4 separate regions of the Homo sapiens genome follow, and all the other regions are linked to region 3. A link is a contact called in ENCODE Hi-C or POLR2A ChIA-PET data. All regions are on one chromosome and are shown on one strand. The core of a region is the stretch at or near the end of the contact, and the rest is flanking DNA. Distances in the headings are between cores, read along the strand shown. Region 1 holds the start of KLRG1 (killer cell lectin like receptor G1). Region 2 holds the start of PHC1 (polyhomeotic homolog 1). Region 3 has its middle 21 kb from the start of CLEC4D. Region 4 holds the start of FAM90A1 (family with sequence similarity 90 member A1).

What was found. Hi-C counts contacts between places; a loop is a spot of excess contacts on that map. ChIA-PET counts read pairs that join two places held with the same protein, here RNA polymerase II (POLR2A). Pooled maps may share reads with other maps.
Region 1: a loop to region 3 is called in a pooled map, with 14 times the contacts of the local background. The contact joins the promoter of KLRG1 here to the enhancer-like site in region 3. A Hi-C loop is called at or near these places in 6 of 37 single-sample maps with no recorded cell type and 9 of 50 pooled maps.
Region 2: a loop to region 3 is called in a pooled map, with 11 times the contacts of the local background. The contact joins the promoter of PHC1 here to the enhancer-like site in region 3. A Hi-C loop is called at or near these places in 6 of 50 pooled maps.
Region 4: a pooled map shows a loop between it and region 3 (2.9-fold over the local background). The contact joins the promoter of FAM90A1 here to the enhancer-like site in region 3. A Hi-C loop is called at or near these places in 1 of 50 pooled maps. POLR2A ChIA-PET finds 5 or more read pairs at or near these places in 2 of 52 experiments (GM12878 and WTC11).

Annotation. Positions count from the first base shown.
Region 1 is chr12:8,984,185-8,991,154 of GRCh38, forward strand. It overlaps KLRG1 (killer cell lectin like receptor G1), which reads left to right and starts at 5,362. Exons shown (of 5, transcript NM_005810.4): 1 at 5,362-5,533. The coding sequence starts at 5,452.
Region 2 is chr12:8,912,213-8,918,576 of GRCh38, forward strand. PHC1 (polyhomeotic homolog 1) reads left to right here and starts at 2,297. Exons shown (of 15, transcript NM_004426.3): 1 at 2,297-2,615; 2 at 5,418-5,579. The coding sequence starts at 5,466. RefSeq lists silencers at 2,179-2,288, 2,339-2,388, 2,459-2,748.
Region 3 is chr12:8,489,049-8,495,914 of GRCh38, forward strand. No RefSeq gene overlaps it. Among named protein-coding and RNA genes, the nearest start is that of CLEC4D, 21 kb to the right of the region's middle. RefSeq lists an enhancer at 4,028-4,077. Within about 2 kb of position 4,248, at least 3 of the 41 ENCODE cell types and tissues checked have a DNase peak (open chromatin) inside an H3K27ac peak, as active enhancers do.
Region 4 is chr12:8,225,668-8,231,946 of GRCh38, forward strand. It overlaps FAM90A1 (family with sequence similarity 90 member A1), which reads right to left and starts at 1,951. Exons shown (of 7, transcript NM_018088.3): 1 at 1,813-1,951; 2 at 605-811; 3 at 169-325. It also overlaps the pseudogene ALG1L10P and the pseudogene FAM86FP. RefSeq lists an enhancer at 1,513-1,562.

The sequences.
Region 1 (6,970 bases), core at 4,112-6,611, 500 kb after region 3:
TATTAATCTCATTCAGCTATTATTATTATTATTATTGAGATGGAGTCTCGCTCTGTCACCTAGGCTGGAGTGCCGTAGTGCAATCTCAGTTCACTGCAACCTCTGCCTCCTGGGTTCAAGTGATTCTCCTGCCTCAGCCTCCTGAGCAGCTGGGACTATAGGCATGTGCCGCCAGGCCAGGCTAATGTTTTATATTTTTAGTAGAGACAGGGTTTCACCATGTTGGCCAGGCTAATATTTTATGTTTTTAGTAGAGACAGGGTTTCACCATGTTGGCCAGGCTGGTCTTGAACTCCTGACCTCAAATTATCCACCTGCCCCCGCCTCCCAAAATGCTGGATTACAGCTGTGAGCCACCGTGCCTGGCCCTCATTCAGTTATTTTTAAAAATTATGAATGCTGTTCTGTTCTGGAATAGTCACTTGATTCTTTTTGGTAGTTTCTACTTCTCTGAGATTCTTCAAATTTTTATTCATTATGACTATATTTTCTTCTAAGTCTTTGAACGTATTTATGCAGATATTAAAGTCCTTGTTTGCTAGTTCCAGCATCTATGTTACATAAGTTTCTTTTCTACTTACTGACTTTTCTTTGATCCATGGCCCATATATTCTTATTTCTTTGGATTCTAATAATATTTTATTGTATGCTAGATATTAAATGTGATGCATTATGGCTAATCTGTGTTATGTATCCTCTTTTTTGAAGAAAAGTTTTATTGGGGAATAATTTCAGATTTACAGAAATGTTTTTAAGATAGCACAGAACATTTCTTTATACCTTTCACCCCATTTCCCCTAATGTTAGCATCTTAAAAAATCATGGCACATTTCTCAAATGTAAGAAATGAATATTGCTACATTGTTTGAATTTTACCAGTTTTCCACTAATGCTCTTTTTGCTGTTCCAAGATCCAATCCAGGATACCACATTACATCTAGTTGTTATATTTATTGTTTTCCTCTGGTCTATGACAGTTTCTCAGTGTTTTTTTTTTTTCGTGAACTTGATATATTTTAAGAGTATTGGTCAGATATTTAGTAGAGTACCACTCAATTTAGAATTATCTGATTTTTTTTTTGCATGTTTACATTGGATGTGTAGGGGAAAACTTTCTTCAGCTGTGTTTTTCTTCTGCTTTCACACCAGCACTACCACAATTATCAACACAGAAGAAGACTTGTGTGACCAAATGTGGTAGGGGTGTTCCCCACATACCAATTAGCAGACACCAACTGGGTATCCTCTAATTCAATTCCGACATTATCTACCTGGAGATAGTGTTAGATCTTACATTTCAGGGATTCAATATGCAAGATCACCCCCTACACCCACAGACACCAGTCACAAGTCTGGGCCTCTGGAACATCTGACCAATAAGCTTCAAGTTGGGATTTCCACAACTTCCCCTTTGAGTTCAGTTAATTTGCTGGAGCAGCTCACAGAACTCAGGGAAACCCTTATGTTTATCAGTTTATTATAAAGTATATTACAAAAGATACAGATGAAGAGAACTGTAGGGCAGGGTATGGGGAAAGGGGTGTGGAGCTTCCATGCCCTCTCTGGGAAGGCTGCTCTCCAGGAATCTCCACAGGTTCAGTCATCTGGAAGCATTCTGACACAGTTCTCTTGGGTTTTTATGGAAGCTTCAGGACATCAGCATTCTTGCTGCTGACCCCCTCCCCTTGTCACCCCAGTAAAGGGCAGGACCCTCTCTGGGGAAGGTTTTAAGACCCACAATCAGAAAGGCAGGGGAAAATTAGAGTCCTGCCTTGAGGCAGATGAAAGGAGGGCAGAAGAAGGCCAGAGGCCTTCCCCTTGGGGCCTGACACACTCAACATTATAAGAAAGGACTGTAACAGGGACCATAGGAGTTAGGAGCCAGAAACTGTGGATGAAAACCAATATATACATATGTATAATACCACCCTGGGGTTATGGATTTTGGGGAACAAACCTTACTGGTTAGGTGCTTTTATCATTGCATCATATTAGGGGGTACATGATATCAACAAGACTCATCACTGGTGGTTCACGCAGTGAACCCTGTTCATGTGGTTGAGGTGGTATTTGCCAAGATTCTTTAATGAATAGTTACTATTTCCTTTTATCCATAGTGTACTCTTTGGAAGTGAGTCTCTTATCCCTGACTACCCTCAAAGGGAGGAGAGTTAAATTCCACATCCTGAATGGGGAGTATCTACATATATTATTTGGTATTTTCTGTAAGCAAGATTTGTCACTTCTCACCTATTTATTTATTTAAATCAGTATGGATTTATATAGTTTTTCCCCTTGTGTTATAATTCAACACTGTCATTTATTTTGTTGTTCATATTGTTCCATTGGGAGCTTTTCCAGGTTGGTTTCTGTGTCCTGATATGCTCCCATCTTTTTTTTTTTAACTTGCTTATTTTTTAACATTAAAAGACTGGAAGATCCTCCAAGCTTATTTTGTACTTTCCCTGTCCTGGCCCTAGAATTAGCCATTTCTTCAAAGAGCCCCTGATTCCTATGTTGCCTTCTGATGTGGTTTGGATCTGCATCCCCACCCAAATCTGACGTTGAATTGTAATCTCCAGTGTTGGAGATGGGGCCTGGTGGGAGGTGATTGGATCACGCGGATGGTTTTTCATGAATGGTTTAGTACCATACCCCTAGAGCTGTTCTCCTGATAGAGTTCCTCACAAGACCTGGTTGTTTAAAAGTGTGTAACACCTCCCCGCGTCTCTCTTGCTCCTGCTCTGGCCATGTAAGACATTTCCCTTTGCCTTCCACCATGACTAAGTTTCCTGAGGCCTGCCCAGAAGCAGATGCCACTATGCTTCCTGTACATCTTGCAGAACTGTGAGCCAATTAAACCTCTTTTCTTTATCAATTATTTGGCCTCAGGTATTTCTTTATAGCAGTGCAAGAATGGACTAATACACCTTCCTTTTTTTAAAAAATGATCTTAATTATTTTAAAGCATACAATTCAGTAGTGTTAAGTATTATTATGGACTGAATGTTTGTCTCCCCCAGATTCACATATTGAAGCCCTAATCCTCAGTGTGACTGTATTTGGAGATGGAGTGTTTAAGGAAGTAATTAAGGTTAAATCAGGTTACAAGGGTGGGGCCCTGATCTGATAGGATTAATGTTCTTGTAAGAAGAGAGACCAGAGCCCTCTCTCTTTCTTCCCTTGTGCACACACTGAGGAAAAGCCACTTGAGGATATAGTGAGAAGTCTGCAACCCACAGGGGAAGCACTCTCCAAACACCAACTCTGCTGGCATCTTGATCTTAGACTTTCAGTCTGTGGAATGATGAAAATATAAATAAATTTCTGTTGTTTAAGTCACCTAGTCTATGGTATTTTGTTGTGATAGTCCAAGCAAGTGAATACAAGAATATTCACATTGTTGTGTACCGTATCTCCAGAACTTAATCACACTGCAAAACTGAAACCCTGTACCCATTAAGCAACTTCCTTTTCTTTTTCCCTCCAAACTTCTTTCAGTAACCATTCTTCTTTCTTTGTCTATGGGTTTGACTACTTTAGATTCCTCATATAAGTGGAATCACACAGTATTTGTCATTTTGTGATCAGTTCATTTCACTTAGTATAATGTTTTCAAGGTTCATCAGTGTTATAAAGTATGACAGGATTTCCTTTCTAAGACTAATATTCCATTGTATGTGTAGACCACATTTTGTTTGTTTTGCCTTCATATTAAGGGCGTGAAAATTTGTTCTCAGAGGCAGCTAAACTATTGATGACTCTTTTTGGCAATGTTAAGTTTTGCTCTGTTTTTGGTTGGTGCTACTAAGCAATGCATCACCTCTGTCCTTTCTGTTCAGCTCTTGGCCCTGCAGGAACTATCTCAGCTTGGACTTGCAGAGTTTTGTCCTATGTCTGCGCAGCCTAGAACTTGGCCACAGACATACAGTGAATTCCTACAGTCTTAAGGGTGCCTCTCTCTTGTGAATTATCCTGCCCTGCAAATTCCAGCCATTTAAGCAGCTCAAAACTCCAATATCTGCCTCCTCATTTTAGTAAGACTGCTGTTCTGTTTAGGATTCATTTTTGTGCTCTGTACTAGAAAGTGGTCCTAGATAGAAAGCTAGGGTGATCATTGCACTCACCTTTGTATTCTCTCAAGGATCACAATGCTGCCTGTGTGTTCCTGAAAATAGCTGCCTTGTGTGTCTTGCCATGTGTTGTATTTTGATTGGAGAGTAAGTCTAATGCCATTCTGTCATGGCTGGAAGCAGAAATATATTTGTTTTTATTAATATAAAACAAATTAATATAAAGCACTCCCTGTTTCTCTTCTTTTATCCTTATGCAGTCTATCTTGATGATCTTATCCACTCTTAAGAGTTTCAATACTCTTTCTGTTTCCTTACTTTAACTTTTGTTTTTTTTAGACGGAGTTTCACTCTTGTTGCCCAGGCTAGATAGAGTACAATGGTGCAGTCTCGGCTCGCTGCAACCTCCGCCTCCCGGTTTCAAGCCATTCTCCTGCCTCAGCCTCCTGAGCAGCTGAGATTACAGCCCCCACCACCACACCCAGCTAATTTTTTTGTATTTTTAGTAGAGACGGGGTTTCACCATGTTGGCCAGGCTGGTCTTGAATTCCTGACCTCAGGTGATCCACCCTCCTTGGCCTCCCAAAGTGCTGGGATTACAGGCGTGAGCCACCACACCTGGCCTACTCTAACTTTTTATTAACTTTTCACCTACTAAAAACAAATTACTAAGATGTTAGAATGTATTTGTTTACTTTGCTCTTCTTTTTAGTTATCTTTGCATGAAGTATAATAATAAAAAAAATAAGACAACAAAGAGAAAAAATATAATGGAATTTCTGATACTGTGAAGGGTAAAGACCATCACACAATTTGGACAAGGTTTTGGGGAAGATGTGGTCATGTCATATTCACAAAATATATCTGGGTAATAGTCTATTTCTCCCGTGATTCCAGGCATATGCACCCAACAGTCCATTTCGTTATTGCTTATCACTGCCCAAAAGTTCCAAGAAATGATGAAGTCAGTCTCATTTGGCATACATCTACTTTTTCAGAAGGAAACAAAGCAGAGAAAAAATTCCGAGAGAAATTCATAGCTAGTAACCACTCTCACTTTTATTTTAGTTTCCATAACTGAAATTGCTGGACTTGAGAGCAATTTTTCCTTGCTCAACAGAATTAGGTGAGATGGGGAATCAATTTAATATATATTTAGTGAGCATCTACAGTGTCATGGGGCAAAAAAATAGCAACTTACAATATTAATTTCTATAGGCAGCCCCCAAATTTGAATCATTTCCTGAAAAATTACTTCTGCTTTTGTGAAGTTTCCTGCTAGCAGTTTAGAGATTGGGCTGTTTCCTCACTGATACATATCCCTTCACACTTCTATAATTTAACTCTCTCAACTGCATGTGAAAGATCTTAGCTGAAGATGACTGACAGTGTTATTTATTCCATGTTAGAGTTGCCTACGGCAACCCAAGCCCAGAATGACTATGGACCACAGCAAAAATGTGAGTTAACCAAGGTAGCATGGAAGACGATGCATAGCAACAGTAGGCTATGGATGAATGGGGAGTAGAATAAGTTTAAAGCAGAGGGTGCAGAAGAATTGAGGATAATTTGAGGAAATACTTTTGGTTCAGTTTAAAGTCCAGAGTTGGAATATGAAAAGTTGGTGTATGGTACAGGATCTGATCTTAGGTCTCAGGTAAACTCTTTTCTAACTGTTCACTTCTTTGATCGCATCTTAGAAACCCAACTTAGGGCATTGCCGTTATTCCTTCTTGCTCTTAGCTAAAGCGGGAACTTTGTTGGGAGAATTTTATCTCTTTAGTTATATTCGGAGTAACCTTGGACCAGCTGTTTAAATTCTAGGTATGGCTGTTTTTCTGACTATGGAATGAGGAGGACACCAATAGTTTTGCTGGTGGATACGAGTAAGATTTTTGTCAGGAAAGAAACTGATTTACATATCTAGTTTTGTTTTTTTTTTTTAACTTCACAGTGTTGCACTAGAATGGTGACAGGGAAGAAAAAGTATCAAGAAACTACAGATAATAGTCTCTGTGACTGAGGATTTGAAGGCAAAAGAGCCATTTTTACATAGAGCCCTGAGAGAATATTATCTGAGACAGACAGGTAATAGTGTAAATGCCAAAATTAATCCTTGATTTTGTATCGTAGGCAGTGAACTCCCACAAGGTGTATTCTTTAGGGTAGTTCCCTAAGCTTTCTCTCTTTTTACTACATAGTTTTACTATTATAATTTTTAATGTCTTTTGAGAGTGTTGCCTTAATTTGCTAAATCATTCTAGTATACTTGGGATATTTAGACCTATTTCTATTACCATAAATTATATAGCATTGGATATCTTTATTTGTGTAACCTTTTCCTATTTTTGAATTGTATCTATGTTAATTTCTAAGGAATAGAAATATTACGTTAGAAGTAATGCATATCTCAAAGTATATGTTCAAGGTCACACACACAACTGGTGATAAATTGGAACCTAGTTGGAACTATTTAGAGGCTTTCAATATATACTTAAAGTAAATTTTAAAAATTTACTTTACTTCTTGAATTGGCTTGTGGTTACACAAATTCAATTATGGTTTGATACCTTTTTAAAATTTAGCATAACATAAAAATGAACATTTGTGTATTTCATTAAATGTTCTCCTGTGATGCAAATGTATTTTTAAAAGTTTTTCTAGAAATCTTAATGCTTTTGGATTCATCAGTCCAAATATTTATTATGCAGAATTCTCTATTTATGAAGGCATCTCTCATTATGAATTTTTTTCTTTAAGAAGTTCAGAATACTCCATAGATACACACATATATAGAATAATTTATCTAAAATTTAATCAGAAAATTGAAGCCCAAATAGGCAAGTTTAATTTCCTAATTAAATGTTATTAAGCAAAGGAATCAAAATTAGAAGTTA
Region 2 (6,364 bases), core at 1,047-3,546, 420 kb after region 3:
TCTAGGGAACACAGATTGTTTTGCTGTTTAGACCGAGATAAGTTCTTCAATGCCTGCTCTCAAGCTGATTTAGTCTATGAAAATGATTTTCTTATGGATGGAGGCTTTCCTATAACTTTACTTTGCTGTTGATATATTTCTTTTTTATACTAAATCTTTTTTGGTGGGAACTGTTTAGACCTATGACCTTAGAACACTGGCCTGACTTGGAGAAAAATGAACTTGAAAAGAATCCTGTGATATATGGAGCACACACCTTTACATATAAAAATTAAACTACTGGCCCATAATCAGTATAGCTCGCCTCATGATAGATTATTCTCAGGCTAAATTTATAACAGGCACTCAACAAAAGTATTCATCGCTTATCCCCTAACATTATCTAGTAGCTATAGGAGCCGGTGACCTAGTAAATAAAAAAAAAAAATCTTTAGGGGTGGAATGTAACTATATGCAGTAGCGGTAATTCTGCTCCATTTGTAAGGAGGGTGAAATGCGATATGGTCATGTACCCTCTTGGTACACAAGTTCCATAGGCTATAGAAAAACAAGTCCATACCCTCTGATATCTGCATTCCTTATTCTTGTTATAGCTTACAAATCTTCTTTAGACACTTAACAGTGATAATTCTCCCAGGGAAACTAAGGAAGCACATGAGTCATGTTTCTTAACTTTAATGTTGTATAATCTGAAAATTATCTATAGATGCTTTTTTTTTCCATTGGTGCTAGAAAATTCCGCCTAGGCTCAATCGATATCCATTTCTAAACTTCTGCAAGAAAGCTTTAACTGCTTTGACATGCCAAAAATCCAGGTGTGAATTAAACAACGAATGCTTTACCTCGTTTTCACCACTAGTTCTACCAGTCAGAATCTTTTCAAATCATCCTCAGCCAGTGCCTGTCATCCACGGCCTGGTAACACACCCTTTCACCTCCTCATACCCCGTGTCTTCGCTTTTCCAGTCCTTTGGCTGCCCTCCGGTTTCTTCCCTCACATACCTGTCTGACTAGTTCCTAGAAGCCTGGCAGAAATTGTTCTCCGATTTTAATCTGGCTGCCACAAATGAAAGACCTTGGAGTCCAAATACTCCTCTCTCAAAGCAAAATCTAAATGGATATAATTTATAAGCAAAGATAACACTTCTGTTTTTTTCTCTATAAACAAACCATGCATGGGCTTTTAAAGGAGAAAAGGAAGAGTGGATTGACAGAGAAAATAACTGTTTAGGATAGAGGTTAGGAAAAGACTGAGAGCAAGAGAAAAGGCATCAATCCCAGTTGTTAATCCACGAGGCATCCCCCAGACCCTTCTGTAAAGGTTAATGAAGGCAGTAAGGCAGTTATCTTTGTTTCGTGCACTGATGCAATCCAAGCTTCCACGGTTTAGCACATAGTAGACGCTCTATAAATATTTATTGAATGTTGAACGATGAGAGAGTAATTAAAAACCGGTAAGTTGATATCATAAATACAACGACAACGGCTCCCCTATCAAATGTTTAGTGTTCCCAGAGACAGCCCCATTGTTCTACATCTCGTTATACTCTGGCCTTTTCCCGTTTTTGTCATTCGAACTCATATACATATTGAAATCGAAGCACACACAAATCCCTGAAATGACAAACTTAAATGCTATCCAAAGGAAGTTACATTAGGTTGCTGCTTTGAAAATGAAGTCAACTCCTAATGGGTTAGCTGTTTCTGCAGCATTCTTTCCCGCCTTCTTGGAGTTGAGGTGAGGGATTAAACAATCAACCTTCTCTCTCCTTTCTCTCATTCTCAAAGTTTTTCTCGCCTTTTCCTTCCTTTCCTTTGCTTCATTTCTTTTCCCAGTCTATCGTTTCTCTAGGGGTCGTTGCTTTGCTCTTTCTCCCTCTCTGTCTGTTGGTCCCTTTGATCCTTTCTTTCTACCCCTTATTCCCAGCAGCTCCAGAAAATACCTTCTTTCTCCCCGTCTCACGTCACTTCCCTCCCTTCTCCCATCTCCCTCTCCTCTCCGAGAGGTGCGTTCCCCACTAGAGGCCAGCACTTTCTTAGTTTCGTCCTTCCAACCGGCGAGCAGAACTCGGAGAGAAAGAAGGGGGTAAAAAAGAGGAGAAAGAGAGCAAGAGAGGAAAAAACCCCTGGGCCTGGAGCGCAGAGGCCCGGGAGCTGCGTCGCCATGGCAACGGGCGCCGGCAGGAAACGAGGGACGCGCGGGAGGGAGGGGGCGGAGGGCGCCGAGGGGAGGCGGAGGGACGGCGGGGGGGGGGTCCGGCTGCCCCGGAAGCACCTCCCCGCAGCCCCCTCCTCCAGCCCGGCCCGCAGCCCCTGGCCTGCGGCCCCCACCTTCTCGGCCGGGCAGGAAGTGACAGGCCCGGAGCGAGCCCCGGAGGCCTGGCTGAGCCGCGGCCGGGCCCGCACCCGGAGCGGCGGGAGGGGCGGGGAGCCGCGGTCGCGCCGGGCGCCTCCCACCCCGCCCTCGGCGCCCCCGCCCCTCCAGGAAGGGGAGGAGGCGAGGGGAGCCCGCCGCGGAGGCCGAGCGAGCCCCCAGCCCAGCCTGGCGACTGGGGACCCCGGCACATGAGGTGGACGCCCCCGGGGAAGACTTGGGTGCACAGCCAGGCGAGAAGGTAACCGGGCGACCGAGGGCCGGGGAGGGGCAGGACCTCTGGGGGCTTGGCTGCGCGGGGATGTATCCTCAGCCACCTCCATCTGTGTAACGCCCCAGGTACCTCCCCCAGTTGCTTTCCCTGCCTACCTCCGGCGCTGAGCTCTGCGGTCCTTCGGCTCTGCCTGTCCGAGTCTTCTGGCTATTCATTCTGCTGCGCTTCATGCTGTCTGTCCGTCACCCTAGCTGCCTCTGACTGCTCATTTTCTTATTCATTTTTCCTTCTCTGACTTTGGTCCTTCCAGCCGAGCATGCTGTCTAGTTATCTCCCTGCTTTCGTGGTCCGCTGGGTTCCTCAGCCTCCAGTTCCTTGACTTCTGCCTCTGCTCTCTGTATGCACATGTCCCAGCTCACTTGGGTCAGTTCATTCCCGGCGCACCACTGGATCCACCCCCTTCCCCCAGTGTATTTGATTTCTCTTTGAAACATCATTTTCATCAAGGTTCTATATAGAACGAGGACCCTTGGGCGTCTACTCCCTGTTCTCTTGATTATTACCGTGTCTTTGGCACAGTCTTCCCTGAACCACCCCCTTCTCCCGTCCCCCTTCCTATGTCCCATCCTTTCTGCATGATAAGAGTTTCGTGCTTAGGGATATTGACTTTCTCCAACTCTCGGCCCAATGCTAAGTCCACCTCAATGTCCCATTCTAACTCCCTTCGGTAGGTCTGTGCGCCTACCCAACCCCATGTATGCCCACATGCTACCTTTTAAGATGACCATGGCTTAGCTACTCTGGGGGCATCTGTGGATCAGCTTCTCACTGTCTTCCAGTTTAATTTGGAAAATTTTGATACCTGGTGCTGCCCAAACTGTTTGTTGTCTCCATTTTTTATATTTAATCTTGTAGTCATAATGTTGATCACAAATGAATACATTTATGTGCCCGGGATCCAGGAATCCTGGTTTTGGTGGCAGTTTCCCTTGATTTTATTGAGACTTTTAAGTTGGTCCCTTTACATTTTTATTTCTAGTTCACAATCCAAAAAAAATTATTAATCAGAATTCAGGTTTGGGAAGACGAGGGGTCATACGGTTTGTATTTTCACATGTGAATGTAGGAATTATGTTCTCTATACCTAGCAAAGGGGTCTCGTGTCTCTGAGTCCAGTGAACTAAATCCAGTAATCTATAAAACTGTGCCGTGCTGCCTCTAATCCTTACCCACTTTTTTTCTTCACATGCTGATAATGAGGATTCATGGGTCTGTATCTGTTTAGTGCTTTGATATTTTGGCAAAAGATGTGGGGAGAAGGTAGACTAGTTGAAGCTGATATGATTTTTCCTATGTACTTTTTGGGTAATATACATGTTTGCAGTGACATTTGCTAGTCCTAAATGAAACTAAAGACTGGGGGGGGATAATAGTGTGATTGGATGATACTGGGAATGAGATAATAAGAAATATCCTCAGCTTTATTGCCAAGGCCAAGCAGTTTGATACTTTGCTTGTTTGTTTGTTTTGGATGCAATCCCTAAGACCAGTCCATTCACCCTAATGAAACTGTTGACAACACTTAGCAGAAATTCTGGTTTGATGTTTATATTCTTAAGCCAGATAATATTTTGGTGACCTGATATTTCTAGTGGCCCAGTGCCTCAGAAGTAGAGAAAATAGTGTGTAGCTTAACAAAAGAGAAAAACAAAAAAAAAGAATGAGTAAAAACCTTATTGTCATTTAGTGCTGCTTTGGAAGAATATTTCTTCTTCTCATCTCCTGCCTCTTTGCTTGGTTCTTAGCAGTGTTTTCATATGTGTCTTTTTGCAAATGTAAGTGTAGTCCCCAGTGGGTAAATTCTGACATGTTAGTAGATTATAAAGTTGCATCTTACTTTCTTGAAGATTTTCATTGTGTGTATTTCTATGTTTCATACTCCGGAGTCATTTCTTAAAATGATATATTACATTCAGTATGAAGCCTCCTTTGCAGTGAGGAAACAGGTATAAGGAAGGAAAGCAACATGCCTGAGGTGTTATTAGTAGCCTGAGCTGGAACCAGGCAGCTATTTGGGCTATGTGGGCTGTAGGTGAGCTCTTCTGCTTCCTAGTTTTATGACCTTCCATGACCCACTGAATGTGTCTGTATCTTAAGGTCCTCCTCCATAAAATGAGGATAACTACTCACTATCATAGTGAATGACACTGCCTTAATTACAGTTTGGTTTGAAGAAGCATGTGTTAGTCCAAAGACTTGATACTTACTAGGGCAACTTCTTTAACCTCAGAAAACCTTATGTCTCAAATTGTAGAATGAGGATAACAGTGTTGACTTTACAGCACTACTATGAGAGAGATACAGCATAGGTGAAGTGCCTAGCCCAGTGAAAGGAGGCAACTAGTGGCTCTCCAGTATATGGTGACTCATTTGGATGATAACGATGCAGATGGAGACAAAAATGAGATAACCAAAACTTTTAAGTGGAAAGATTTTAAACTGTTAAAAAATGCTATGGGAATGTAAGGTAACTTTGGTATTGTAAGGTGCCATCTCACATTCTGGCCGTTTTATTTAATGACAGCCATGAGGGAATACGTAAAGGTTGTTTCTTTTGAGACTGCATAGCTTCAAAAGATGGTAGTATTGGGAAGACATGGTTGCAAGAGTGTATTGAAGATTTGGGAGTTTTAAGATGAGAAATCATGGCTTATGGAAGAGGAGGAAGATTCTTAGATACTTATGGATTTCCTGTGTTTTTGAATAATAACATGAGATAACAGCTTGGGATCAAGATATAAATTTTAACCTTTTACTGCTTCCCTCTAGGTCTTGAGTCAGACAGAGCACCAGCCTTGGGGACCCTGGACCACTATCATGGAGACTGAGAGCGAGCAGAACTCCAATTCCACCAATGGGAGTTCTAGCTCAGGGGGCAGCTCTCGGCCCCAGATAGCTCAAATGTCACTTTATGAACGACAAGCAGTGCAGGTGAGACTCAGCTCTGAGGGGCCATGGTCTGTGAGTCTTGGCTTGTGGTAGGCAGTGATGCTGGAAAATAATTGTACTCAGTTCTTTTTCAACAAACTGGGGAGAGTTGGGTTAGATGATGACTAAGCTGTCTTCCAGCTCTGAGAATCTTAGGAGTTTACAAATGTTTAGGCAAGCAAACAGTGAAATCTGGTCTTTCAAATAAGGATTTAAAAAACACATTCAGTCCATCTAGCTAGATTCTAACTAACCCTTTCTCATACTGGATTGCCAGGTTTTTAATCTTTGGCCATTCTTGTAAATCCCCTTGAGTAATAGAAGTATCATGGAACTCTTTAGAGATTTATTTTTAAACAAACAGCAAATTCCATGTTTTTATTAATTCTGTTAGGAAATGAGGTCTTTTAGCAAATATTTTGGTTACTAGAATAACTATACATATCATAAAAATAGTTCTAATTATTAAAGAATAAGAATACAGTAAAGTCCAGTTAGCACTAAAACCAAACTACTATTTTCATTTCATAAATCTGTATTAGCATACTGATATGTAAAAATGCCAATTAGTTGAATTCGTTGAAAATTTTACGTGAAGGAATCTTTAGAAGCCACTATTTATTTTTTCATTATTTCCAACCCATTAGGGCTGTATTACCTTTACTGTATACCTAAAATATACTTTTACATTTTCTTCTTTTTTTTTTGAGACAAGGTCTAGCTCTGTTGCCCTGGCTGGAGTGCAGTGGTGCGATCAGTGCTCACTGCAGCCTCAGACTCCCAGTTCT
Region 3 (6,866 bases), core at 2,998-5,497:
CAAGGAAAAGTTTCGTGACATTGGTCTTGGAGGTGATTTCATGGACACAACACTGAAAGCACCAGCAACAAAACCAAAAATAAGCAAATGAAACTACATCAAACCAAAAGTTTCAGCCTAGTAAATGAGACAATCAATCACAGAGTGAAAAGGCAATCTACAGATTCTTTTGCAAACCATGTATATGATAAGAGATTAATATCCAAAATATATAGGGAGCTCCTACAACTCAATAGCAGAAAAGCTAATAACTTGATTTAAAAAATGGAGAAAGGGCCAGGCACGGTGGCTCATGCCTATAATCCCAGCACTCTGGGAGGCCAAGGCAGATGGATTGTTTGAGCTCAGGAGTTGCAGACCAGCCTAGGCAACATAGTGGAGCACTGTCTCTACAAAAAATACAAAAGTTAGCCAGGCATGGTTACCTGGGGGTTGAGGCTGGAGGATTACTTGAGCCAGAGAGGTAGAGGATACAGTGAGCCGTGATTGTGCCACTGAACTCCAGCCTGGGCAACAGAGCAAGATCTTGTGTCAAAAAATAATAATAATAAAAAGTGGACAAAGTACTTGAGTAGACATTTCTACAAAGAAGACACACAAATAACAATAGCTTTATGAAAAAATGCTGAACATCACTAATCATCAGGGAAATGCAAATCAAAATCACAGTAAGGAATCCTCTCAGATTTGTCAGGATGGCTATTCTCACAGAAACAAATGACTCCAAGTATTGATGATGTGGAGAAATTGGAATGCTTGTATACTGTTGGTGGGAACGCAAAATAGTGAAGCCAAATGAAACAAAATGAAATAACGACATGGTGCAGATGCTATGACAAACAGTATGGAGATTCCTTTAAAAATTAAATGTAGAACTATAATGTGATCCAGAAATTTCATTTCTGGGTATTTATCCAAAAGAATCAAAATCAGGATCTTAAAGAGATATTAGCACTTCTATGTTCATTACAGCATTATTTACAATACGCAAGACACAGAAACAGCCCAAGTATACTTGGACAGATGAAAGGCTAAAGAAAATGTGGTTTGTGGTACATACAACGGAATATTACAACAAAAAGAAGACAATCCGATGTGACAACATGGATGGGCCTTGAGGACATTATTTTAAGTGAAATGAGCTAGTGACAGAAAGACAAAGATTGCATAATTTTACCTTTATAAGCAATCTAAAATAGTCAAATTCACAACATCAAAGAATAGAATGAGTGGAATGATGGTTGCCAGGGACTGTCAGTATGGAAAAATTGGTCATTGTTAATCAACAAACATAAAATTTCAGTTAAGCACGATACATAAGTTCTAGCGATCTGTTGTACAACATTGTCCCTGTAGTCAATGACACTGTATTGTATACTTAAAAATTTATTAAGATGGTAGATCTCATGTTAAATGTTCTTACCACAATAAAATGAAATTTTTAAAAATTAAAAATTGAAGCCTGGCATAGTGGCTCACGTCTGTAATCCCAGCATTTTGGGAAGCTGAGGCAGGCAGGTCACTTGAATCTAGGAGTTTGAGACCAGCGTAGGCAACATGGTGAAACCCTGTTTCTACTTAAAAATACAAAAATTACCTGGGTGTGGTGGTGCATGCCTGTAGTCCCAGTTACTTGAGGAGCTGAGGTGGGAGAATTGCTTGAACTCAGAAGGTCGAGGATGTAATGAGTCAAGATTGCACCACTGCACTCCAGCTTGGGCAACTGATGAAACCTTTTCTCAAAAAAAATTACAAATTAAAAAAGGCAGCATATTGGCTTCTTCAAATAATCCGCTTATTTAATCTGTGATAAGATCAGAATTTAATCACAATGAAATTTTACCTTGTTTTTGATTATTTTAAATTATTTTAAAGTCAACAACTACAAACATACATTTCCTCATGCAAAATTAATACATTTTACAAAAGGCTAAAATTGATTTGCACCTCAACCCTGTTACCATTCCCAGCTACAAATATATAATCAATTTATTTTCTAGTATTTCATATTAATGGTCTGAGAGGCAGTGGGAACTATAGAAGTTCTCAGTCATGCATTCAACTGCTAATGTAATCTGACACTGAAAATTTATTCCAGTGAGTGGGCAAATAATCGTCAATAGTACATATAGGGAGAGGAGAGGTGGGGCAGCAAAAAGGGTGCATCCACCCTCATTTTCCCTATTTCAAGAGTTAAAAGTCATTACTTTCTGGGATTGGTGCAATCTTGACTCACTACATCTTCGACCTTCAAGCAATTCTCCCACCTCAGCTCCTCAAGTAACTGGGACTACAGGCATGCACAACCACACCCAGGTAATTTTTGTATTTGTAAGTAGAAACAGGGTTTCACCATGTTGCCTACGCTGGTCTCAAACTCCTGTCATAAATACTGCCTGTCATAAATCATTCTCTGCTGACCATTTCTCTTGGAATTTATTGGAATTGTAATAAATTAAGGAAATGTATGACCTGGTATCTAGTTAATGCCTAAAACACTTCATGTTATCCTTTGCCCAACTGGCTAATAACAAGGCTGTGATAAGTTTAAGGTAAGGCTTCTCAGTGATCCAACCAGCTTCCCCTTTTATAGTAAGGAATATACTTTGAAAATGTAAATATAACATGTTTATTGAATAGTGAAAACAACTTTCTGTTTTGTAATTTTTGTATGAAACAATCTTTACACATAAACTCCATCTCCAGAGTACTTCCGAAATGTAATGGAGTCTGCTCAATTGTGGGTAGGAAATAACAGCAGATCTTCCAGTGTGTGGAGGGTTTTTCCCCGAACCACTACTGACCATACAATTACATCTCTGGACACAAGCATGACTCTTAATGTTTATGCATGTTCAGTTGTTTCTTATTACTTTTGCTCAACCTATCTAACCTTTTGAGATTTTGACTACTGATTCTGATCATAGGAGATCATTCCACTCCATTGTATGTCATCTCAGAGCTCTGACCAATGTGCCCTGTATCTAAGTAAATGAGCTGGTTGTAATGTGTACACATTTTCTAAGAAAAATTTTTGCATAAGCAGAAACACTGGGATGAAGTAGGAGGTTTGGGGCTATCATTTCCACTTTTTGACAATTTTATTTCCTTTGAGGTTTGTCCCCAGAGAGCTTAGTAACCATGTTTGTAGTTACATGAGTCCATCTTTTGGCTACACTTGCTCTAGGCTATCAAAATTAAATTCTCCCTCACATAGATTCCGAATGAAAGCTGAGAAATATGAGTCCACGATTTGGGGAACCAAATCTTGCTGATGGCAGAGCTCTAGGTTTAAGATCCACAAATGCTTTTGTGTCTGAGATTCCCCAAGCTACATCAACCCTATGCTTGTGGGGCCTGGTTGTTCTGCTCTACGGATTCTGGGAAATGCACAAGCAGCCTTCCTATACATTCATTTTTCATTAGCAGCTTTTAGCAAGCTTCTTTCTTTTCTTTTCTTTTCTTTTTTTTTTTTTTTGAGACAGGATCTCACCGTTGCCCAGGCTGAAGTGAAGCGGCATGACCATGGATCGCAGCACAACCTCCTGGGCTCAGGTGATCCTTTCACCTCAGCCTCCCGAGTAGTTGGAATTACAGGCAAGCACCACTACGCCCAACTAATTTTTTGTATCTTCAGCAGAAATGAGATTTTGCCATGTTTTCCAGGCTGGTCTGGAACTCCTGGGCTCAAACAATTTGCTTACCTGGGCTTCCCAAAGTGCTGAGATTACAGCACTGAGCTACCATGCCTGGCCCACAAGCTTATTTCTATCACTTACAAATGAAAATATAACACAATACACAAATTATCTAAATAACAAGAAGTAGGGAAATGATAACCTGAGATGGATTAGAATGAAATATAAAGTTATAGTGGTTTGGGGAAACGACTGTAACCTTGAAAGGAAAGTTAAGTATGTCCCTGACTATAAAAGAACTAGAGATGTAAATGTGTAATCTGTGTTTCCTAAGGAGTTCATCTCCTACATATATACCCCATCAGTAGCCTGGAAGTATGGATGCTGTCTCACTACTTGAAGACATTTCTTCTATTTAAAATGTCTCTGACTGCAGTCTGCCCTCTAGAATGTGTCAGAAGTACTTTTGGAAAGAAAAATGGATCTTTACTGTAAGTCTAGACATACTCACTTGTAAACATTTCTGAGTTACCCTGGCTGAGAAGCTTATTACCCCAGATCACTATTCTTTACATTTTCCACCCAAAGAGGAAGCTGTGGGTCCCTTTTGAGTCACTGAATTGCTGCTGTGGTTTCCATCTGGCTTGCTGATACCAGTTTCATCACCACGACCCTTGGTATACATCTGTTCCTTCCTCTGCTTCTTACGCAGTCTCCTTTTCTAGTTACTCTAGTCATGAATCCCAACATTTGATTGCTAGATATTTTCTGATGTTTTTAATTTATCTGTTAGTGTTTATTGGTGGTTTTTTAACTCGTAAGATGTCCTTTTTTTCTCAGAGGATTTTAACCTAGAGGTTACCAATATGGGCTTGAGTGTTATGAAGCCTAAATCTGAATTCTGGTTCTGGCATATTCCAGCACTCTTCAGGAGCTCAGGCAAGTTTTTAACTTTTAAAGTGTTGGGTATGTTATTTGTAAAATGGCAGTAATAGCATTTTCCTCATTTTGTGAAAATTAAACAAGTTAATTACCATTCAGGGCTTAGAGCAGTGCCTGACATATCAACATATGTTACCTATCATTGCTTTAGAGGTACATCTTTCATAATGCTCCAAAATTAGAGCTAGCGTCAGCTGGAACTCATCTTTTTACTGGTATATTACTTAGGATACTTGTATTAAGTTGTTTTTTTTTTTTAATCAAGGAAATTCTTTTTTTGTCCTTCTCCATGAATTCTCTGTGAAAACACCAATATTTAAATTAAAAAATGCTCAGAGATTTTCTCTAGCAGACTAAATCTTTGCTATTTTTATTTTTTATACTTTAAGTTCTGGAGTACATGTGCAGGACATGCAGGTTTGTTGCATAGGTAAATGTGTACCACGGTAGTTTGTTGCACCTATCAACCCATCACCTAGGTATTAGCCCAGCACGCATTAGCTCTTTTCCCCAAAGGTCTACCCCCTCCCTATCCTCCCCTGACAGGCCCCAGTAAGTGTTTTTCCCCTCCCTATGTCCATATGTTCTCATTGTTCAACTCCCACTTATGAGTGAGAACATGCGGTGTCTGGTTTTCTGTTACCATGTTAGTTTGCTGACAATGATGGTTTCCAGCTTCATCCATATCCCTGCAAAGAACATGAACCCATTCTTTTTTATGGTTGCATAGTATTCCATGGTGTATATGTGCCACATTTTCTTTATTCAGTCTAACATTGACGGGCATTTGGGTTGGTTCCAAGTCTTTGCTATTGTGAATAGTGCCACAATAAACATACATGTGCATGTGTCTTTATAGCAGAATGATTTATAATCTTTTGAATATATACCCAGTAATGGGATTGTTGGGTCAAATGGTATTTCTTGTTCTAGATCCTTGAGGAATTGCAACACTGTCTTTCACAATGGTTGAACTAATTTACACTCCTACCAACAATGTAAAAGCATTTCTATTTCTCCACATTCTCCCCAGCATCTGTTGTTTCCTGACTTTTTAACAATTGCCATTCTAACTGGTGTGAGATGGTATCTTACTGTGATTTTGATTTGCATTTCTCTAATGACCAGTGATGATGAGCTTTTTTTCATATGTTTTTTGGCCACATAAAAGTCTTCTTTTGAAAAGGGTCTGTTAATATCCTTCACCTACTTTTTGATGGGGTGATTTGTTTTTTTCTTGTAAACTTGTTTAAGTTCCTTGTAGATTCTGGATATTAGCTGTCAGGCCTCTGAGCTTAAGCTAAGCCATCATATCCCCTGTGACCTGCACATATACATCCAGATGGCCTGAAGCAATTGAAGATCCACAAAAGAAGTGAAAATAGCCTTAACTGATGACATTCCACCATTGTGATTTGTTCCTGTCCCACCCTAACTGATACATATATTCTCCCCCGCTCTTAAGAAGGTACTTTGTAATATTCTCCCCAACCTTTAAGAAGGTACTTTGTAATATTCTTCCCCGCCCTTAAGAATGTACTTTGTACACCTATCCCAAACCTATAAGAACTAATGATAATCCCACCACCCTTTGCTGACTTTCTTTTCGGACTCAGCCCACCTGCACCCAGGTGAAATAAACAGCCTTGTTGCTCACACAAAGCCTGTTTGGTGGTCTCTTCACATGGACATGCATGAAATTAGCCCTTTGTCAGATGGATAGATTGCAAAAATTTTCTCCCATTCTGTAGGTTGCCCATTCACTCTGATGATAGTTTCTTTTGCTGTGCAGAAGCTCTTTAGTTTAATTAGATCCCATTTGTCAATTTTGTCTTTTGTTGCCATTGCTTTTGGTGTTTTAGTCATGAAGTCGTTGCCCATGCCTATGTCCTGAATGGTATTGCCTAGGTTTTCTTCTAGGGTTTTTATGGTTTTACGTCTTACATTTAAATCTTTAATCCATCTTGAGTCAATTTTTGTAATAAGCGGGATGGCTGAATAGGAACAGCTCTGGTCTGCAGCTCCCAGTGAGACCAACACAGGTGGGTGATTTCTGCATTTCCAACTGAGGTACCTGGTTCATCTCATTGGAACTGGTTAGACAGTGGATGCAGCCCACAGAGGGTGAGCAGAAGCAGGGTGGGGTGTTGCCTCACCCAGGAAGTGCAAGGAGTCAGGGAACTCCCTCCCCTAGCCAAGGAAAGCCATGAGAGACCCTGCTGTGAGGCATGGTGCTATCCAGCCTAGATACTAAGCTTTTCTCCCACGGTCTTTGCAACCCACAGA
Region 4 (6,279 bases), core at 701-3,200, 270 kb before region 3:
GACGGAAATGCTTTCTCGTTTTCTGTTCCAAGAATTACTAGTAACGAGAGCACACCCTACCGCATCAGCAAGCCCCAGTGTGATCGCTTTCTTTCGGCCTCCTTTGTCTCTTTTCCCCCCCACCCCTCAGGGATTGCGTGAAACAAACAACTGTTCAGTGAAACTAACCTGAAATTACACGTCTACTTTCTTTCCCCGGCTGGCGCTGAGATGGGCAGGTGCTGGAGCAGCCCCGCTGGAAGCGATGCAGCATCCAGGAAGACGGAGGAAGGGGCAGAGAGGGACCTCTGCTTTCCAGGCTGCCTTTTATACTGCCTCTGGTCACCTGACGTGGAACGTACCCTAACCTAATCAGTTACATGTAGGTTAATTACAATTAACTTAATCCAATTACATGACTCGGAAAGGTCTATCTGCACAGCCCACTCTAAGATCATGTCCACTGCTGACAGACATTCTAAAACCTACGTGTACAGCTGCAAGCTTTGAAGAATAGATGTTCCCCGTCAGATATGTAACACTGGTGCCTGTACCCCTGTCTTCTTTTCCATCTTTTTTGTTTTTGTGTTTTGTTTTGTTTTAAAAAATGTGGTAAAATAGACACCTTTTAATTGGACCATATTTACTCTATCTCGACGTAGGCCTCCGTGTCATCATGGAGATTCTCCTTGACATGCAGTCACGGCCATGATCCATCTTCAGAGCTTCTCTTTCTTCCCCACGGTAGGTCTGTCAGCAGAGAACCCTGACCACACACTCATGTGTTTTCTCCTCCAGAATGCGCTTGGAAACCACCGTGAATTGGAGCGCACTGGGAAACACAGATGAAGAAAGTCAACACCGCTTTGTCCTTCAGTGCCTGGCTCCCTTTTCAGCTGGTCTTGAGACTCCAGGCATTGGAGTCCAGGGAGGGGCACGCCGCCTTTACCTTGTGCTTCCCACGATCTTGTCTCCTTAATCCCCACTGCAGCTCTCTGCCATAGGGTCTTATACTGCTTTACATGTGGGAAACTGAAGCTCAGAGGGTTTCACAGCAGGGCAGGGAGCCCAGATGTGAATCTGTACATACCAAGCTTTCTAATTTTTCAGTAGTTTCCAAGCATCTTTTTTTTTTTCTTGTTTCTTCATTGATGTCTTTTTTTTTTTTTTTTTTTTTTTTTGAGACACAGTCTCTGTCGCCCAGGCTGGGGTGCAGTGGTGTGATCTCAGCTCACTGCAACCTCCGCGTCTCACAGTCAAGCAATTCTCATGCCTCAGCCTCCCGAGTAGCTGGGACTACAGGTGCCCACTACACCCAGCTTATTTTGGTATTTTTAGTAGAAACAGGGTTTCACCATGTTGGCCAGGCTGGTCTTGAACTCCTGACCTCAGGTGATCCACCTGCCTTGGCCTCCCAATATGCTGGAATTATTGATATGAGCCATTGTGCCCGGTCATGTCATTGTTGCCTTAACCAAGCCTCTTTTAATTTTTCAAACGGAAGAGCCCCTGTCCCTCAGTTACTGCTGCTGAGCCCTTTCAAGATGACTCAGTGAGGAGGGGGAAAAGCAGAAGCGGTGTGGGAAGAGGCGGGGTCTGGGCCAGCTGCTGGTCCTGCTCTCCTCCCTCCTTTGGCCTCTAGGCTCCCAGGAGTGGTTTGGAACCTGCGCCGTGTGCTCTGGGGGCTGTGGCAGGGCAGGGGCGGCTTGGAACCTGCGCCATGTGATCTGGGGGCTGTGTCAGGGCAGCGGGAGTCCTCGTGTCCCCTGCGCACAACACAGACAGAAGGCTGGGTCCACCCAGTGGGCGGTCGGGTGCCAGGCCAGTGCTTACCCCGCCATGTTTTCAAGCCCGAGGCCAGCTGGCTGCAGGTGCAGGGCTATGCGTCAGGGGTCAGGGTGCACACATCCCTGCAGGTCTCGGGGCTCCTGGGTTGCTTCTGGAAGGGCCCGGATGGGGCCTGACTGGAGCTGCCGAGGGGTGGAGCTTCTGGGAAAAGGATCCCTCCTAGGGGGAGTGTCTTGGGCCTGGGGCCACGTGGCACGGAGAGAGACGGGTCCATGGCAGTGTCTGCTTTTCTCTGTGAAGGCAAAGGGCCTCTGAGGGAGTATTACAGCCGCCTCATCCACCAGAAGCATTTCCAGCACATCCAGGTCTGCACCCCCTGGCTGGAGGGCCGAGGACTACCCCCGCTTCTAGGTGAGAGGCCAGCAGGAGGCTCAGGGAGGACGCGGGGCCTTAAGCAGGGGGAACAGGGGTGGGCAGGATGTACTTTTTTCAGAAAAGGTGGCTCTGGAGGCCACTTGGGGACAGGACCTGGGCTCTAGCTGAACTCCCGGGAGGAGGCTACTTCCTGGTGTGCCAGCCCCTCCCTGCCAGGTGGCCCCAGAGGCCCTTTACCAAGGGGTTTGAGGAGGCCACGTCCTTTCAGTCTGCCACGCCCTCCATTCAGTCCTCTTCCTTCCTGCAGGAGGGCTGGGCCTGGGGTTGGGGCCACTGTTGCCCAGGTGTGGGAGGGCAGTGGCTTTGGGAGGTACAGGGACGATGTGTCAAACAGCGTCGCCTCTCCCAGTGCGATGGTTCTCCTTTGCCTCCGTCTCTTTCCGCGTTGATTTCTCCAAGTGGGGAGTCGTGGCTTGGTCCTGATGCGTCTCTAGAGCCGCATCTTCCAGCTTCGAGTGAGCAGAGCAGTTGGAGTCTGAGGGCCTTTTCCTGGCAGGATTCTCCAGCTAGTCTTTGTTTTAGACAGTCTTGCTCCGTTGCCTAGGCTGGAGTGCACGATCTCAGTTCATGCAACCTCCGCCTCCTGGGTTCAAGCGATTCACCCACCTCAGCCTCCCAAGTAGATTACAGGATTACAGGAGCCCGCCACAACACCTGGCTTATTTTTGTATTTTTAGCAGAGACAGGGTTTCACCATGTTGGCCAGGCTGGTCTTGAACTCCTGACCTCAAGTGATCCTCTCGCCTTGGCCTCCCTAAGTGCTGAGATTCCAGGCCTGACCCATCATGCCTAGCCCCAGCTAGTCTTTAGAAATGTTAAGCTATTTGGCTTTATTTTCACACTGACAGCTGGTTTGTGGTGGGTGTGATGTGGTTTATTATTATTATTATTATTATTATTATTATTTTGAGACGGAGTTTCGCTCTTGTTATTATTATTATTATTATTATTATTATTATTATTATTATTATTTTGAGACGGAGTTTCGCTCTTGTAGCCCAGGCTGGAGTGCAATGGCGCGATCTTGGCTCACTGCAACCTCTGCCTTCCCGGGTTCAAGCGATTCTCCTGCCTCAGCCTCCTGAGTAGCTGGGATTACAGGCACCTGCCACGAATTAGCTTCGCTAATTTTGTATTTTTTTTTAGTAGAGATGGGGTTTCACCATGTTGGCCGGGCTGGTCTTGAACTCCTGACCTCAGGTGATCCACCCGCCTTGGCCTCCCAAAATGCTGGGATTACAGGCGGGAGGTGAACCTGGGAGGTGAAGGTTGCAGGGAGCTGAGATTGTGCCACTGCACTCCAGCCTGGGTGACAGAGTGACACTCTGTCTCAAAACAAAACAAAACAACAACAACAAAAAACAAATTGTGGCTATGTAGAAAAAGTGTCAACTTACATTTTCAGATGTCCCACCCAGGCCGTGTGGCTGCTTGGCCACCTTAAGCCACTTGTGCTTGGGGTTGTCGGGGACCTTATCCAATTTTCACTCCCCTCGGGGGAAGTTGTCTCACTGTGCTGGGAGGATTTGTGTTCCCAGGGCAGAGACCAGCGCTCTGACCCACCCCTCTTGCCTAGCAGGGTTAGTGGACCTGGGTGTCTCTCTGGACACATCCTCCAGTGGCCTGGACCTGCCCATGAAGGTGGTGGACATGTTCAGGTGCTGTTTGCCTGCGTGTGCCGTGAACTTCAAGTGGTAGGAGCAGAACCCCAATCTTTCTGGGGATAGCTTCACAGATCCACCACTGAGGGGGAAGCAGTGCAGAGTGAGCTGCCCACAGTGAGGCCCTGCCCCTCGGTCAGTCCAGCACACACTGGAGGCCACGAGGAGGAGCCCTGCGGTTGCTGTGGCTGGGCTGAGCCTCACTGAAGTAGTTGCTTCCATTTAGAGCTCATGTTATATTTAGGTTGGTACAAAAGTAATCACGGTTTTTGCCATTAAAAATGGCAATTACTTTTGCACCAACCCAATATGAAAAAAAAAAGTACCTTAAATACAAGAACTCCACTCGGGGCTTTTGCTCCTAGAGTAGAATTGGCGGGAATTGCCTGCAGGCTTACATGGTTTTCTTTGTTTTTCTCTCCCACCATGTCCCTTTTGGCCAAGCTCACGTGCTGGGTTTGAACGAGTTAAATGAGTGTCATGCTGTGGCCTCACTGCACCCAGCATAGACGGGTGTTTGGAAGGGCGGCGTTAGAGGAGATTCTAGAAGCAGTAGCCCCAGCACAAGTTGAGCCCTTGGCCCCTGCTCAGGAGCCAGCTCCTGGATGGGATTCAGGGATGCGAGCCCCTCATGTGAGCTGAGCTCAGGGAATGTCGGGATCAAATCTGGTGTCCTAGAAAAGTCATCTTTTATGTGCTGAACCAGTCCCCAGGGGGTTGCCTTTACTTGTTCCATGGCCATGGAATTAAGAAAAACATGCAAAAATAATTCTTCAGTCCTTGAAGAGCATCCAGCACAGAAGGTACAAACCTTCCTTAAGGCTCTCTCCTCAAATCGATTTGGTCATTTTGATGTGCACCCCCCCCAGGCCTTTATACCCTTCAGATGCCAAATCTAAGAACCAGCTCCCAGAAACCACACCCCCTGTTCCAACCCCCAGCCTGGCTTGAGCGTGGGGTGGGTGGGAGCCCAGCTGGGCACCCCAGGGGTCTGGTGTCTTCCCCAGGCAGCTCTCAGGCTCCCTTGGTTCTCTCTGCAGTTTACATGAGCTGGTGAAACATAAAGAAAATGGCCTGGTCTTTGAGGACTCAGAGGAACTGGCAGCTCAGCTGCAGGTAGCCATGTCTGCCACCACGCCAGGGTGGACAGGGTTCTGGAGACTGACATCGAGCCACGCTCCCTGATCCCTGCTTCACACAGCCAGGGTGGGACCATGCAGGGTCTGGTGGAAAAGCTAGGGAGGGAGCAGAAGTCACAGAGGCTTCCTACTCTGCTGTCCTGTTTCGGTACAGTAGGCTCGGGAAAATTAGGACACACCCCCACCTGCCCTCTGGATTTATGGAGCTGAGACTCCACAAATGATGCTGGAGCCGGGTGGGCCGGGCTGCAGTTTAGGAAGTGATCAGGATCAGGTAGGTGCGTGGGCAGAGGGAACTTCTGGGATCAGCCTTGAAAGATGGGTGGAATTCTGCAAAGGTTACTTGTTTCTTATTGCAAAAAGTAATACACCATTCTTGTCAACAGAATGATTGGGAGGATTTTCAGTAAAGGTCCAGGTCAGAAGTCATTTAGACAGGGTCCCCCAGTCTCTGTCAGAACCATGGTACTCTGTTGTGGTGTGAAAGTAGCCACAGATCATCTGTAGATTAAGGGGTGTGGCTTTGTTCCAATAAAGCTTTATTTACAAACACAGGCTGTGGGCTGGCTTTGGCCTGCAGGCTGTAGTTTGTGATCCTTGATTCAGACAGTTTAGCAAGGCTGAAAAGAACACACACACCCGTTTGTTACCCACAGATGGGTGGGACTGTGTTGGCCAGAGGCCGAGAGGAGGGTGCTCACAGGGGAACGTACAGCATGTAGAGGCCGGAAGGTGCTCCAGGGCACCAAGTGTGGGAAAGTGGGACATACGGGGAAGTTTCCAGAAAGCATGATGTCACGTTGGAGGCGGAGCGCTGCTGGGTTGTGAAGGGTCTCAAGTCCAAGTGAGGGAGTTAGGGACTTGGGAGGGGTTGTTGTTGGGTCGGGGACCTGGGGTCAGCCAGGTGGTGACCTGGGATGAGATGGGGACAGGCAATGAGGTAAGCTCTGCTCTTTAGCATTTTGCAGATGCTTTTCTCAAACTCTCCTGATCCTGCAGGCAAGCTAAACCAGTTCCAGAAGAACCTGCGGGAGTCGCAGCAGCTCTGATGGGATGAGAGCTGGGTGCAGACTATGCTCCCTTTGGTTATGGACACATAACTCCTGGGCCAGAGGCTAAAACCCCAGGGCCCCTGCTGTCCTTCCCGCAGCTTCTTCTTGGAGTCTCAGGGCAAACCCTTTCGAGCAGCGCCTCCCAGTGGCCAGAAGCTGAAATGACGGCAGTGGTGCCACCTGGTGAATGACCCGGGAAGCTGTGGTGGGCCCTGATTTCTTCTT